2 separate regions of the Homo sapiens genome follow, and region 2 is linked to region 1. A link is a loop called in an ENCODE intact Hi-C map of the cell type or tissue named here. Cell type or tissue: mammary epithelial cell. All regions are shown on one strand. Each heading gives the region's core, and the rest is flanking DNA. Links, peaks and the distances in the headings are about the cores only.

Region 1 (7,175 bases), core at 1,880-4,379:
CTGCCCTCAAGGCCCTGGTACTCCAGGCCTGTGATGGAAGTGGCAGCCTGGAAGAGCTCTGAAACGTATTTTGGATCACTCTTCCATTGTCTTGATGAATAGCATCTGGCTTTCTTCTATCCATGCTAATGACTTTATCAAACATTCACTTGGCCACACCCTTGGTATTCTTTCCTGAACAATCTTTTAAATCATTAGGTTGGTGCAAAAGTAATTGCAGTTTTGCCATTATAAAACCAGGCTAAGAATACCAAATCTTTAAGTTCTCTTTCCCTTTTGATGATTATAAATTTTTCCTTTAATTCATTTTTCTTTTATTTTTCCTTTTACATAGCCAGGCTGAGAATTTTCCAAATCTTTAAGTTCTCCTTCCCTTTTGACTATAAATTCTTCGTTTAATTCATTTTTCTTTTCTCAGATTTTACTATAAGCAGTCAAGAGAAGCCATGCTGCACCTTCAACACTTTGCTTAGAGATTTCTTCCACCAAATAACCTATTTTATTGCTCTTAAATTTTGTCTTCCACAAGGTACTAGTACATGGACACAAGTTAGCTAAGTTATTTGCCACTTTTTAACAAGGATAGCCTTTCCTCCAGTTTTCAGCAAGGCATTCCTCACTTTCATCTAAGACCTCATTAGAATGGCCTTTACTGTGCATATTTCTACCAGCATCTGGATCACAACAACTCAGATAGTTTCTAAGAAGACAAGGCTCTCTCTGTGGCTCTTTTCATCTCCCAAGCCCTCACCAGAAGCACCCTTGACGCTTCATCCACAGCAAATCTAGACTTTTATTAGCATGCACCTCTAAACTCTTCCAGCCTCTAACCAGTTTCAAACCTGCATCTACATTTTCAGGTCAGCTATTTGTTATAGCAATGTCATGCTTCCTGGTACCAATTTCTGAGTTCATTTATGCTGCTATTTTTTTCCACAGAGGTAATATGGTTATATTACTCAGCATAGCAGAGTAGTCAAGTGCACAGCCTCTGGAGATGTACTCCCCAGGTTCAAATCCTGGCTCTGCTGCTTGCTAGCTGTGTACCTTGAGCAACTTTCTCTGAGCCACATTTTTCCCTGCTGTAAAATGGGAGTAACAATCATTGTAAATCTGTCCTTATAGGCTGCTAAAAGAATCAAATGGATTAAAATATAACTAAAGTGCTTAGAAGAATAACTGGCATGTAAGCAAGTGACATATGAGTACTACCATGGTACTGATGTATTTATTCCAGCCTCACAAGCTTGTTAGAGTCACCTCTTCCCCAAGTCAGCTACAGCTGTGCAGATGAGACCTGGGACACTGGGAATCTAACTATGTGAATAGGAATTATTATAGCAGCAGCAGAAATAAGTCCATATGTTCATATTTCAAATATATTGTAAACAACTGGGGAACTTGAGTGCTTAACACAGTACCTGGAAAGTAAGCACTCCTTCCCTCTGCCATATCTTTTCTACCCATTCCCAATCCCAACTTTAACCTTATAGTCAAGTTACATTTTGGATGCTTTCAATGTTTTTGTATAACATTGAATCAAAGGGAAGGGTCTGTTTCAGATCATTATTCATCTTTTCATTACTGTCATATATTTTATTGATTTTTCATTGAAATGTTTTTTCAACATTTTAAAATGAGGCTTTGGCTTCAGCAGATCCCAGATCCTGACATCTGGTGAATTACAAACAATTGTGTAGGTTTGTTTTTAATTTTAATTTCAAAAAATCAATAAGTCATTGTGATGTCTTTAGAAGATATTAAATAATACAATCAATTTGGAATTTATTATAAAGATGCTCTTTTCAACAGTGTCTATGCAAAATCAGAATATTTGTGAAGCCTTAAGGTGCTTGGCTTTCTGGAATGGCATTAAGATCCAGAATAGAATGACTATAATCCCAGCACTTTGGGAGGCCGAGGAGGGCAGATCACCTGAGGTCAGGAGTCTGAGACCTGCCTGAGCAACATGGAGAAACCCCATCTCTACTAATAATACAAAAATTAGCCGGGCGTGGTGGTGCATGCCTGTAATCCTGGCTACTCAGGAGGCTGAGGCACGAGAATCATTTGAACCCGGGAGGCAGAGGTTGCGGTGAGCCAAGATCGCACCATTGCACTCCAGCCTGGGCAACAAGAGTGAAACTCCATCTCAAAAAAAAAAAAAAAAAAAGATCCAGAATAGAATCAAGAGGGCCTACGGAGAGCATCCAGGACAGAAAAAGTTTTGCTAAGAACAAGTTCAAGGAAAATTAACATATTTACTGGAAATTACTTTTTTCCATTCAAAATTTTTTTTAAAAATTGCTTTTAAAGTAATCCGAATTTCATCTGCTACTGAATGAATAGCAGAACATCCATGAGAACACTGATGCTGGTTTTGGCCACTAACAGATTTGCAACTAGGTCATGTGCGAAGATACAGGGTGAAGACGGCTTTGTAACCATTCACCTGGAAATAGATTAGAGGCCACATGCAGAAGCCACAGCCTTGGGGATCAGGTAGCTCACTGCTAATCCAGGTAGCCCATCTAGGGGAAAATGCGGCTTGGAGACTTGGAGAATCATGTGCCTTTCCTGAGTTTTTAATCCTTCATGGGGCAGAGTCAGGACAGACCCAGCCCTTCTGATTTCCTGCTCAACACCCTTCTGACATTCCAAGCTAGAAGTGAGAACTCAGAAATTCTGTCATTCTGTCATCCACCACCAGTAGGGGTGCTGCTCCTGGCGGTGCCCTTGGACTTGCTGACTGGAGGTCAGAGCTGAGAATGGCAGTCCCCCAGTTCCCCCAAGAAAGACACGTTGCCTCTGTACCTTGACAAGACCCATGATCAGCAACGAATTCACTGGCCACCTACTCTGTTGGCTGTTGGATTTGAAGACAGGGCAAAAGATAACACACAGACACACATATTTTGTTTAAATTGGGCTTTGCCCAACTCACAGAATTACCTAGGCAAGGCATAAGAGCCACAGCCCTGGCTGTTCCTCTGTGGCTGAGACAACACTGACATCTTGTGGTCTTGAATTCAGCCAGCCCTAAGCGTCACAGGCCAGAGTCTACCCAGCCCTGCCAGGAGGAGCTTTTCCCAGCCCTACAAATGGGAATGGATCCATTCTGTGTGGACTCTGCCTGCAGGGGGCTCATGGTTTAGCAGGACACCCAAGTAACCAACCATGTGCACACACTGGGTGACACAGACAGCGCCTGGCATCTGACCAGCCGCACACACACACTCAACCCAGACAGCAAATACTCAGCGTGCAACACTGCGGGCAGCTCCAGAACTGGCGTTAAATAAGAAGCATGCAGACAATTACAATACAGTGAGAAAGGTGCCGATTAAGGTATGAATAACAGCTGTGGGAACACACAAGCAGAGTGGACAGACAGCCAGAGGATACGGTAAGCCTTCAGAAATGACATAAGATCAGGAACACAAAAGATACTGTGGAGTAATCAAGGAAGCAAGGTGCGGAATGATTAAGTCAGAATTTCCCAGCGTCACAGAATAGATTCAGTTTAGAGGTGGAGTGCTAAGCCCCGGGAGATGGCTTCTACAGCATGAGAGGGGATCGACAGGGTTCATTTGGGGAGAAGCAAGAGTGCGAGTGAGAGACACAGAGAGGGAAAGCGTAAAAGACAAGTCTGTAAAGATAGACAGCCTTGAATGCTAGAATAAAGCGTTCACGTTATTCAATTGCTGAAAGTCACGTTATAACGCTGTATTTAAGAAGAAATGATCTGGCAAAGATAAAGCATGAACTATAAGCACAAGACAAAGACTGGAAAGATGCTCCCCCTCGTGTCAGCAGGGGCTGTCCCTAGGAAAGAGGACTATAATGCTTATTCCTGTCATTTTTCTTTTTTTTTCTATTGTTACATATTTTAATACTTTGGTAATGAAAGAAATGACGATCAAGCTATTGCCATATGAAGCAGATGGATGATAAGAGTGGGAGCCTGGCCACTCGCATAGTCATGGTCAGTTTCCTTCAGGAGGAAGCTCCTTCCCAAAAGCAGACAGGACAACAGGGCTATGTGAGACTCCGGATCAGAATCTCAGCATCTGTCTAACTGGGAGGACCCTTAGGTATCTACTCAACCCCCTGCTGCAGACAAGGGCTGGGGCTCTTGGAGAGGAAGTGGCTCCCCCCGGGACACACAGCCCTTCCTAGACCTCAGGATTCAGGCTCAGCTCCTGATTCCCTCTCAGGGCCCCCTCCTCTTCCCTTCCCACCGCTGCTCACCTCCTCTCATTATCTGTATAGCCAGAAGCCACCACAGCATGGCCAGGACCCAGAGCTTCACGAGGGCCCTCAGGTAGCAGCCAAGCCAGGGCTGCAGCAGCACGTCTGCCTTTCCACAGGTCAAGGCTAAGACATACTGTAAAGCTCCACCTGAAAAAGAAAGCAATGAAATACCAGGACCTGGCAGGGCACGGTGGCTTACACCTGTAATCCCAGCACTTTGGGAGGCCGAGGTGGATGGATCACCTGAGGTCGGGAGTTCGAGACCAGCCTGACCAACATGGAGAAACCCCGTCTCTACTAAAAACACAAAATTAGCCAGGTGTGGTGGCGCAAGCCTGTAATTCCGGCTACTTGGGAGGCTGAGGCAGGAGAATCGCTTGAACCTGGGAGGCAGAGGTTGTGGTGAGCCGAGATTGCGCCATTGCACTCCAGCCTGGGCAATAAGAGTGAAATTCTGTCTCAAAAAAAAAAAAAAAAATACCAGGACTTATTTTTTAAAAATGTAAGGACCGGGCACAGTGACTCACACCTGTAATACCAGCACTCTGGGAGGCCAAGGCAGGTGGGTCACCTGAGGTCAGGAATTCAAGACCAGCCTGGCCAACATGGTGAAACCCCCGTCTCTAATAAAAATACAAAAAATTATCTGGGCATGGTGGTGGGCACCTGTAATCCCAGCTACTCAGGAGGCTGAGGCAGGAGAATCGCTTGAACCCAGGAAGTGTAGGTTGTGGTGAAACGAGATCTCACCATTGCACTCCAGCCTAAGCAACAAGAGTAAAACTCCATCTCAAAAAAAAAAAAATTAAATTCTTGAGTACACATGCAGGATGTGCAGGTTTGTTACATAGGTAAATGCGTGTCATGGTGGTTTGCTGCACCTATCAACCCATCACCTAGGTATTAAGCCCAGCATGCATTAGCTATTTTTCCTAATGCTCTCCCTCCCCACACCCCACCTGCCGACAGGCCCCAGCATGTGTTGTTCCCGTCCTTGTGTCCATGTGTTCTCATTGTTCAGCTCCCACTTATAAGTGAGAACTTCCAAATACCAGAACTTTTATGTTATTTCAGCCAGTGGTTCTCAAAGTGTGTTTCAGAAACCCATGGAAGTACCCATGACCCTTCCATGGAGTCTGTAAACGCAAACTATTTGCATAAAAATACTAAGTACAATCTAGCTTCTTCATTCTCATTCTTGCATAAGCCTAGAGAGGGGTTTCCAGAGGCAACTTGCATGGAATATCACAACAGATTGAATGCAAACAGATTGACAGCGGCACCTGAAATAATTGTTGGAGGATGAAAAGGTAGGCTCAAACTTTATTGAATCTATTCAATTGAATGCAAAGATGGAAATGAAAACCTGTCTTCTGTTAAGCCAGACATTTGTAAAAGTTGAAAAAAATATAAAACAATGCTATTCTTCTCAATAATCTTTTGAAGTAGAATATAGTTATTTGAAATATTATCGTATGTACAAGTATTATGCTATTTTATTTTTTAATTCATAAATATATTTGAAAAATTTCAGTTCTAGTTTATAATATGGTAAATATTGATAGATACAACCCACATAAATAAAAACTCTTTGGAGCTCCAAAAATTTTTTTAAGTGCCAAGAGACCAAAACTTTTAAGAACCACTAATTCTACTTTCTAGCCTATCACCCTACCTCCTTCCCATTCCCTGCCGTTGTCTGAACCTGCCAGATCCCCCACCTTCAAGGGGCAGATCTCCTTTCTTACCATCTTACTCTCACAGGACACCTGGCATGATATTTCCTACTTATGGGTCCATATATCTATCTTTCTTTCCTCCTTCCTCTCTCCTGTCCTCTTTCCCTACTTCCCCAGGCTGTGTCCTTGGTCCCAGGCATGCCTGAGCTGGCAGAATCCTGGGCACAAAACATTTCTTCCCTCTCTTCTGCTTTCCTTCCACCTGTCGAGCCTTGAATCTGGCTCCTATAAGACACCTGTCTTTCTTCTAAGGGCTACTAAAACAGCACTTCTCCCCAGAAATTGGCCCCCAAACCTCTTTAAAAGGATCACAGACCGAGGAACCTGATGGAATGGAATTTGCCCCTGCCCTTTCAGCATTCAGTAATCATTTCAGGAGCCCTAATTCTGTGTCAGATGCTGGGGATCCAAAGATGAGTAAGAGATATCCCTTCAATCTGCTCACAGGTTCCTAGGGAAATGAAGAAGGAACCAATAGTTCTGTCTAGGGAAGGCAGGAGATGCTTCACAGAAGACATGACACTTGTGGATCAGACAAGATGGAGAGGAGTTTTCTGATGAAGAACTGAAGATAATTTTCCTAGTGAGGAAAGAATGCTTTCAAAGGCACACAGAGGCGAAATTTCATGTCATATCTAGGGAACTGACTAGATCAATGAGGGCGTGGGCACATATATGCATGTGTGTGCATGCACATATGTAAGTTTGCATGTGATGTACACACATGTGCACATTTGTGTGAGCCTATGAATGCATGTTTGCACCTATGCATGTGTGTGCTTGTGTATGTGCCTGTGTGCATGCATGCCTGTGTATGCATTTGTTGAGGGCATAAATGTGTCTGTGTGCCTGCATGTAACTTTGCATGTGTGTGTGCATGCATGCGTGTAACTCTGCATGTGGGTGTGTACATGTTTGCATGTGTGTGAGCGTGAGCCTAGGAATGCATGCTGCGTCTGTGCATGTGTGTGCCTGTGCATGCACCTGTGTGTATGTATGCCTGTGTATGGATGTGTATGTGTGTTTGCATGCCTAGGTATGCATACATTGAGTGCATATGTGCCTGTGTGCATAAGTGTGTGAAAGCTTAGTGCTGACAGACTGCGAATGCATCTTGAGCAGAGAGAGGAGGAAATGGGAGGAAAGGGAATTCTCCTAGACATGTTACATATGTAGTCTTAC
Region 2 (7,175 bases), core at 1,515-4,014, 210 kb before region 1:
ACTCTTAGGAATTCAAAGAATGGAGCAATTCACTATATTTCACAGTTGACTCCACTGCTCTCCCACAAGATAAATTTAAGTTCCTTCTCTGCAAATCTGATAGTTATCACACATTCGCCTCTGCTCCCCAAGTCAAAGGCTTCCCTTGGACTGCTCACATTTCTGCAAATTGGTGTCTATTTGTAGCAATTTGGTTTATTATCACTGGTTCAGGGACAATTTAGAGCAGACCTTGGCAAGCTCTTATGATAACAATCTGCCCCGTTGTGCTCCTTATGGAAGACACCTGCTTTGCCAGGATGATGCATTAGCTGTGGGTGACTGAGTAAGAACATAATTAAGCTGTCAAAGTTTCCACTGGACCCTCCTGGGCCTGGGCATAGTAAATCTCAGTCAGGTCTGCCCATCTTGCATGTTGGCCACAGTGCCTGTTCAGTCAGAGGGCCCTAGTGCCTTCCTTCTGCATTTGGTATCATAAAATGTCAATGACCTAAGACATAGGTCACTTAGGAAAGAAACCAGGGCTTGAGAGCCCCACTGATAGTCTCTAGGTTGGTTATTTTGCCCCCATCCTTTCCAGAATTATTCTAACCCAAGAGAACCCTGGAGTCATCCTGTAGCCAAAACAGTTTCCAGAAGGCTAAACACTGCCAGAACAGAATGGTTTTCATGAGGATCTAGCCTTGCTCCAACTTGGGTCTTTATCTATTGATGGTCAAAATGATAAATAAAAATGTTCCTATATCTCCTCAGTAGAGGATGACTGTCCCTGGAGGTAGAAGAGGTCACAGGTGAGATTTTATATACCAATAAATTATGTTTCTCTATTCACTAGGCCAGGCCTTCCCACCAAGACCCACTGCAATTATAATTGTAGATAACTTTAGATTAAAAGTCAGGGGACAACTGTGGTCCTTGGTTTCATCCTTTCTCACCAGTGCCAAACTCCCCAACTACTGCAGCTACTCTGTCCCTGGCCTATCAGCCCTCTTTCACATATTATGAGGTTTGATGGAAACAGCACAAGCTTTGAACCTGCACCCACCTGGCCACAAATTTGGTTCTGACTCTTTTTTTGTTTTTTTTGTTTTTGTTTTTGTTTTTGTTTTGAAAAGGAGTTTCACTCTTGTTGCCAAGGCTGGAGTGCAATGGTGCGATCTTGGCTCACTGCAACCTCCGCCTCCCGGGTTCAAGCGATTCTCCTGCCTCAGCCTCCCAAGTAGCTGGGATTACAGGCATGTGATACTATGCCTCGCTAATTTTGTAGTTTTCGTAGAGATGGGGTTTCTCCATGTTGGTCAGGCTGGTCTTGAACTCCCAACCTCAGGTGATCCGCCTGCCTCGGCCTCCCAAAGTGCTGAGATTACAGGCATGAGCCACCGCATCCAGCCAGTTCTGACTCTTATAAGCTGCAAGACCCTGGGCAACTTACTTAATCCCTGTGAGTATCAGGTACCACCTTACACCTTGTAATGTGGGTTAAATAAAATTATATCCACGAAGTACCTGGTAATGTCTCAATAGATACTAATTCCCTCCTTCATCCTCTACCCAGTCATTTACAAAGTCTTTCAGGCCATTCAGGCCTCCAGCATCATCCCCTCAAAAGCCCACTCTAAAGCACCTCCCAATTCAGTCACTCATGAGGACATCACTTTTCAGATCTTATTTACTCACTCATCTACTTGATCACTTGTTTTTCTTCCTTGCCAATTTGGTTTCTTTCGTTTTTTTGTTTTTTGATTTTTTTTTGTCTTTGAGACAGAGTCTCACTCTGTCGCCCAGGCTGGAGTGCAGTGGTGTGATCTCGGCTCACTGCAACCTCTGCCTCCCAGGTTCACATCATTCTCCTGCCTCAGCACCCTGAGTAGCGGGACTACAGGCACCCACCACCATGCCCAGCTAATTTTTTATATTTTTAGTAGAGACGGGGTTTCACTGTGTTAGCCAGGATGGTCTCAATCTCCTGACCTCGTGATCTGTCTGCCTCGGCCTCCCAAAGTGCTGGGATTACAGGCATGAGCCACCACGCCCAGCGTCTTCCTTGCCAATTTCTATGAGCTCTGTGAGGGCAGGGAGCTTGTCTGTTCTTGCTGACCACTATCTGCAGTGCCTAAAGCAGTTCCTGAGACACCACAGGAACTCAGAAACATGTGTTGGATGAATAAATTTTCAGCATAGGCTCTGGCTGAGAAAACCTCACAGTGTGGAAAGGGCAGCACTGACTCGGGTTTGCTGTGGGTCAAGGGCTTCAGGGAGGAATCACAGGCAGATCATGACCTTCCAGCTCCACAGGTGGCTCAAAGCACAGGGGGAAGAGCTTGTTAGCATTGAACTCACTTCATGTGTCTCCACAATCTCTCAGGTCTCTGGTGGACAGCTGAGCAAGCCAGAAGCTTCCATCAGGGCAGATCATGCTGGGCATCCTCCCCCTGTGGGTTCCTCATAGGACACACCCTGGACTTCCCTGGAGAAGCCCAGAAGTGACACAGAAGAGCAGGGGGAATCCTTCTCAGAAGGAAAGGTGAAAAACAGAAAGAACCAATTACATGTTTTCCCAGCGACAGAGACTGAAAGCACAAGTCTTGGGCATGTGCCATGAAACACCTTCTGTCTAGCTGGAAGCCAGATCTGGCCTCATTAATCCACTTCTGCTTAGTATTTCTTTGTTGAAAAGAAAAAAGAAAATCCTATCTCTGGTACAAGGAAAGTTTTTTGTTCCTTAGAGAAAGCTACAACAAATACATTGACTACGTTAAACCTCACTAGTAATCTAGCTAAATATAAATTAAGATAAAGTGCCATTTCCCTTATAAAATTAGAACAATTAAAATAATTCTCCATATGGATTAAAGTGAGATAAAATGGCATACTCATAGATTCCATTAAGAGAATAAATTACTATAAAAATTTTGGAAAGAAATTTGGAATCTTAGAGAAATATTTACATTAGGTCTGCCACTTATGGTTGTACAGTTGTGTTTTGTACAACTCTAAGAGGCACCATTCACCTTCCAAGAATTGTAAGCATAATTACGGAGGCAATTTTCCTGTAGATGGCAGTCGAGTGTCTAGTGGAAAGGGTGCCTCTTTCTAATTTGCACAGTTGCCTTATCAGCTACTGGCAAGGGTGATTTACATACATGAATACAGTAGCTACATTTCCATGAAATATACACTGAGCAAAAAATTCCCAATGTGGGAAATGTTTTATTTACAAAGATGTTCATCACAGCATTTTTCAAAAAGTGCGAACAACCTAAATGTCCAACAGTAAGGAAATTATTCAATCAAGTGTGCTAAACACAATTGATATTTATGAACTGCTTATAATGATATGGGGAAAAGCTTCTGCTGCGTTATCATTATAATTTTATACTTAGGGATACAAAATTGTGTATACAGCATGATTACTACTAAGTAAATCAAACAAAAATATTTAAAAGCTATTCATAATAAAATTGCAGGATGATAATAAGCCAAAATATTAGCAGTAGTTATTTTGGGGTATAGAATTACTAATGCTATTTTTGCCTCTCTAATTTACTATATTTTCTAAATATTTTAATAAGCATGTGTTCATTTTATATTGAAATCTCCACCAATAAATTTTTAGAAGTAGAGAATAGTTAGAAATGAGAAGCAGAACTAAAACCTTTTAAAATTCCGTTGCTGAGACACAAAATCATTGAAACACCTGGTGTGGTATTTCAGTATTTGTGGAAGGTGTTTTAGTATCAGCCAAAAATTTTTTTACACCACCTGCTCCAGAAACTCTCATCAAGAGCAGGAGCCAGGGGCATGGAAAGCTCTAAAGAAGGAAAGAGAAGGATCTCTGTCGCCAAGAATAAAAGAGTCTTATTGTTGCCTACAGAAATGCCTCATTATCTCCAGACCCCCAAACATCTCAACGGACAATCTTTGACAGGGTAGAAAGGCCTCCTCCCAGTCAACATGGGATGGTTATGTTATGAAAATTCCTAAATATCTCCATTTCATGTCTATAAGGGATAGCAATCATGAATTTATCACAAGTTTCTTTGAAATCATTAGTCTTCATATGCCCTCTGTCTCTACTTTTACTATCCCCAATAGACAGTAAGGTATTAGTTACTTGGAGCTAAAATGATTTATTATGTTTTCCTAGGGCTCTGTTCCCAGTGAGAAGGGTGATTTTGAGAAGGCTTAAAGGTTGGGAGAGAGGGCTCTTGGCAAGAGGCCAGCTACAGGCAGCCAGGAAAGGAGCATCTGCCATCCAGGGAGGAGGACGTTGGGAAGACTGGTGCACTCCGAGCAGATCTTTGAAAGGAAGACATTGACAGTGAACCGAGGGAGGATACAGACACTGGTCTGAAGTGGGAGGAAGCTAAGAACCCTGCACAGGGCTACCATGCACCAGGACTCATTCCTGGCCCTCCACCACTCCTGGGGAAGAGGTGAGTTGAACAGGGGAAGAGTGACCTGCTGTAGCCATGGGCCTCTGGAATCCTGGCAACAGGAGACCCCATGACCCCCAAGCACACTTGAGCTGGCATGGAAAGCTGCTTAGAGAGGTGGTAGGAGCAGGAATCTAGCCTGTGTAGAGCCCAAAGAACTTGGTGTGGGAATGTCAACAGTGGAGCATGGCCAAGGACACTCATCCCCAAAAACTCTCTATCCTCCCCTAGGAGGCTTTCGCCTTAGGGGAACTGTTGGGCCTGAACTGAGCATGGCAGCCTTGCTGCTGAGATAAGGCCAGTCTGATCTAGGGCTCTTCTATCTGCCGACCTCTCCCAGGGCCCCAGCCTGGCCATGCCCACTTGCAGTGAAGCCTCGGTGCCCAACTGGAGTGACTCCTGGAGGCCTACATACCAGCCAACCACCTGGCTGTCAGGGAACTCCAACAGAACAGCCTCTGCCAATGCACACCAGCCCACCTATACCATCCCCCCATTGCACCTGCCCCCATGCTATTTTGCTGGCACACACTTGCCTATGCCCAACCCCTACCACCACAACCCCACCAATTTGCTGGTGAACACATGCTTGCATGGATCTCGCCTCTACTTCCCCACTGGTGCACATGTGCATGTGTATCCCACTGCACCATTGCTGCTGGCATGAGCATGCCTCCTTCCCCTTGCCACAATTACTATCATGAATGTGCACATGGAGGCCAATGGCCCTGCATCCCACTCCATGCCACCACTGCTGCCAGTGCAAACACAAGCACAGAGGCCAGCACCCTGCACCTGCCAGCACCGTGCCCCTGCGCCAACACCATAACTGGTGCAAACAAGCACACGAATGCCAGCAGCCCTGCACCCTGCACTCCCACTGCCACTGGTGTGATGGATACATGGAGGCCAGCAGCCTCACACTTACCAGCACCCCACCCCAGCCAACAAGCTTGCTCCCTCATGCTGCTGCTGCTGCTGCTGCTGCTGGCACCTGGGCATGAACATAGATCCTGCTGCCACTGCCCTGATGAAGAAATTTGGCTGGCACCACCCATTAGAGTGTTGTGGCCAGTGGTCTGGGAGCACACCAGCCTCTCCAATGTAGCAGATGCCTAACTTCCAGGGGCCAGAGAACAAAGCCAGGGCCTGATACCAGCCCCCGCAGAGTTATAGCATTGATCCCAGGAGTGCTGAGTTGAGAAACTCCAGGGGCCTGAGAACAAAGCCAGGGACTGATACCAGCCCCCCAGAGTTATAGCATGAATCCCAGAGGGGCTGAGTTGAGCCTTGGGTCCCTAAAATCTTCAATAAATGAACCCAGTTCACTGAACCCACTTTGTACCACAGTCAAACCCCCAACCACATCAAAGAAGATAAAGGAGAAAAACCCATTCAAAGGACAGCAACTTTATGGACTGAAAGAACATAAGCCCATACAGATAAGAAAGAGCCACTACAATAACTCTGGCAACTCAAAAAGCCAGAGTCTCTTTTTACCTCCAAACAACCACACTAGTTCCCCAATGAAGTTCTTAACTAGGCTGAAATGGCAAGAATAGAATTCAGAATATAGGTAGGAATGAAGATCATTGAGATGCAGGAGAAAGTTGAAACCCAATCAAAGGATTTTAAGGAATACAAGAAAACAATACAGGAGATAAAAGATGAAATGGCCATTTTAAGAAAAAACCATACTGAACTGATAGAGCTGAAAAACTCACTTTAAGAATATAAGAATATAATCACAAATATTAATATCAAAATTGACCAAACTGAGGAAAAAATCTCAGACCTCAAAGATTAATCCTCTGAAATAGCTGAATTACACAAAAATGCAGCAAAAATACTTAAGAAGAATAAAGAAAACCTTCAAAAAAACATAAGACTATGTAAAGAGACCAAATCTATGACTTATTGGTGTCCCTAAAAGAGAGGGAGAGAAAGGAAGCAACTTGCCCGTTAGGAACCAGGCCGCATAGCAGGAGGTAAGTGGCAGACAAGTGAGCATTACCACCTGAGCTCCACCTTCTGTCAGATCAGTCATGGCTTAAGCTTCTCAGGAGCATGAACCCTATTGTGAACTGAACATGCAAGGAATGCATGTTGCACACTCCTTATGGGAATCTACCTAATGCATGATGATCTGAGGTGGAACAGTTTGTTCAAAACTATCCACCAACCCCCATCTATGGAAAAATTGTCTTCCACGAAACCAGTCCCTGGTGCCAAAAGGCTGGGGACAACTGAACTAAAGAACCAAGAGCAAACCAACACTAAAACTAGCAGAAAACAAGAAATAACCAAAATCAGAGCTGAACTGAAGGAAATTCAGATGTGAAAAATCATACAAAAGGTCAATGAATCCACAAGTTAGTTTTTTGAAAGGGTAAATTAGATAGACCACTAGCTAGACTAATGTTTTTAAAAAGTGAGAAGATCCAAATAAACAAACAGAAATGACAAAAGGGACGTTACCACTAATTCCACAGAAACACAAAAAATCCTCAGAGACTATTACAAACACCTCTATGCAGACAAACTAGGAAACCTAGAAGAAATGGATAAATTACTGGAAACATACAATCTCCCAAGATTGAACCAGGAAGAAATTGACACCATGAACAGACTAATAATGAGTTCCAAAATTGAATCCATAATAAAAAGCCTACCAACCGGAAAAAGCTCAGGACCAGACAAATTTGCAGCCAAATTCTACCAGATGTATAAAGAAGAGCT

What was found. Peaks named below come from ENCODE experiments on the same cell type or tissue, not always from the same donor. Only the 100,000 strongest peaks of a DNase experiment are listed, where the experiment ranks them.
Region 2: it touches region 1 in a loop (8-fold over the local background); 2 of 110 quality-filtered maps call a loop at or near these places.

What each region holds. Positions count from the first base shown.
Region 1 is chr10:84,609,432-84,616,606 of GRCh38, reverse strand. No RefSeq gene overlaps it. Among named protein-coding and RNA genes, the nearest start is that of CCSER2, 280 kb to the right of the region's middle. In mammary epithelial cell, for the core only: a CTCF peak has its summit at 3,027 (motif pointing left); no DNase peak of the experiment used is centred there.
Region 2 is chr10:84,816,201-84,823,375 of GRCh38, reverse strand. No RefSeq gene overlaps it. Among named protein-coding and RNA genes, the nearest start is that of LINC01519, 380 kb to the left of the region's middle. In mammary epithelial cell, for the core only: a CTCF peak has its summit at 3,049 (motif pointing right); a DNase peak (open chromatin) is centred at 2,105; H3K27ac peaks cover 276 bases.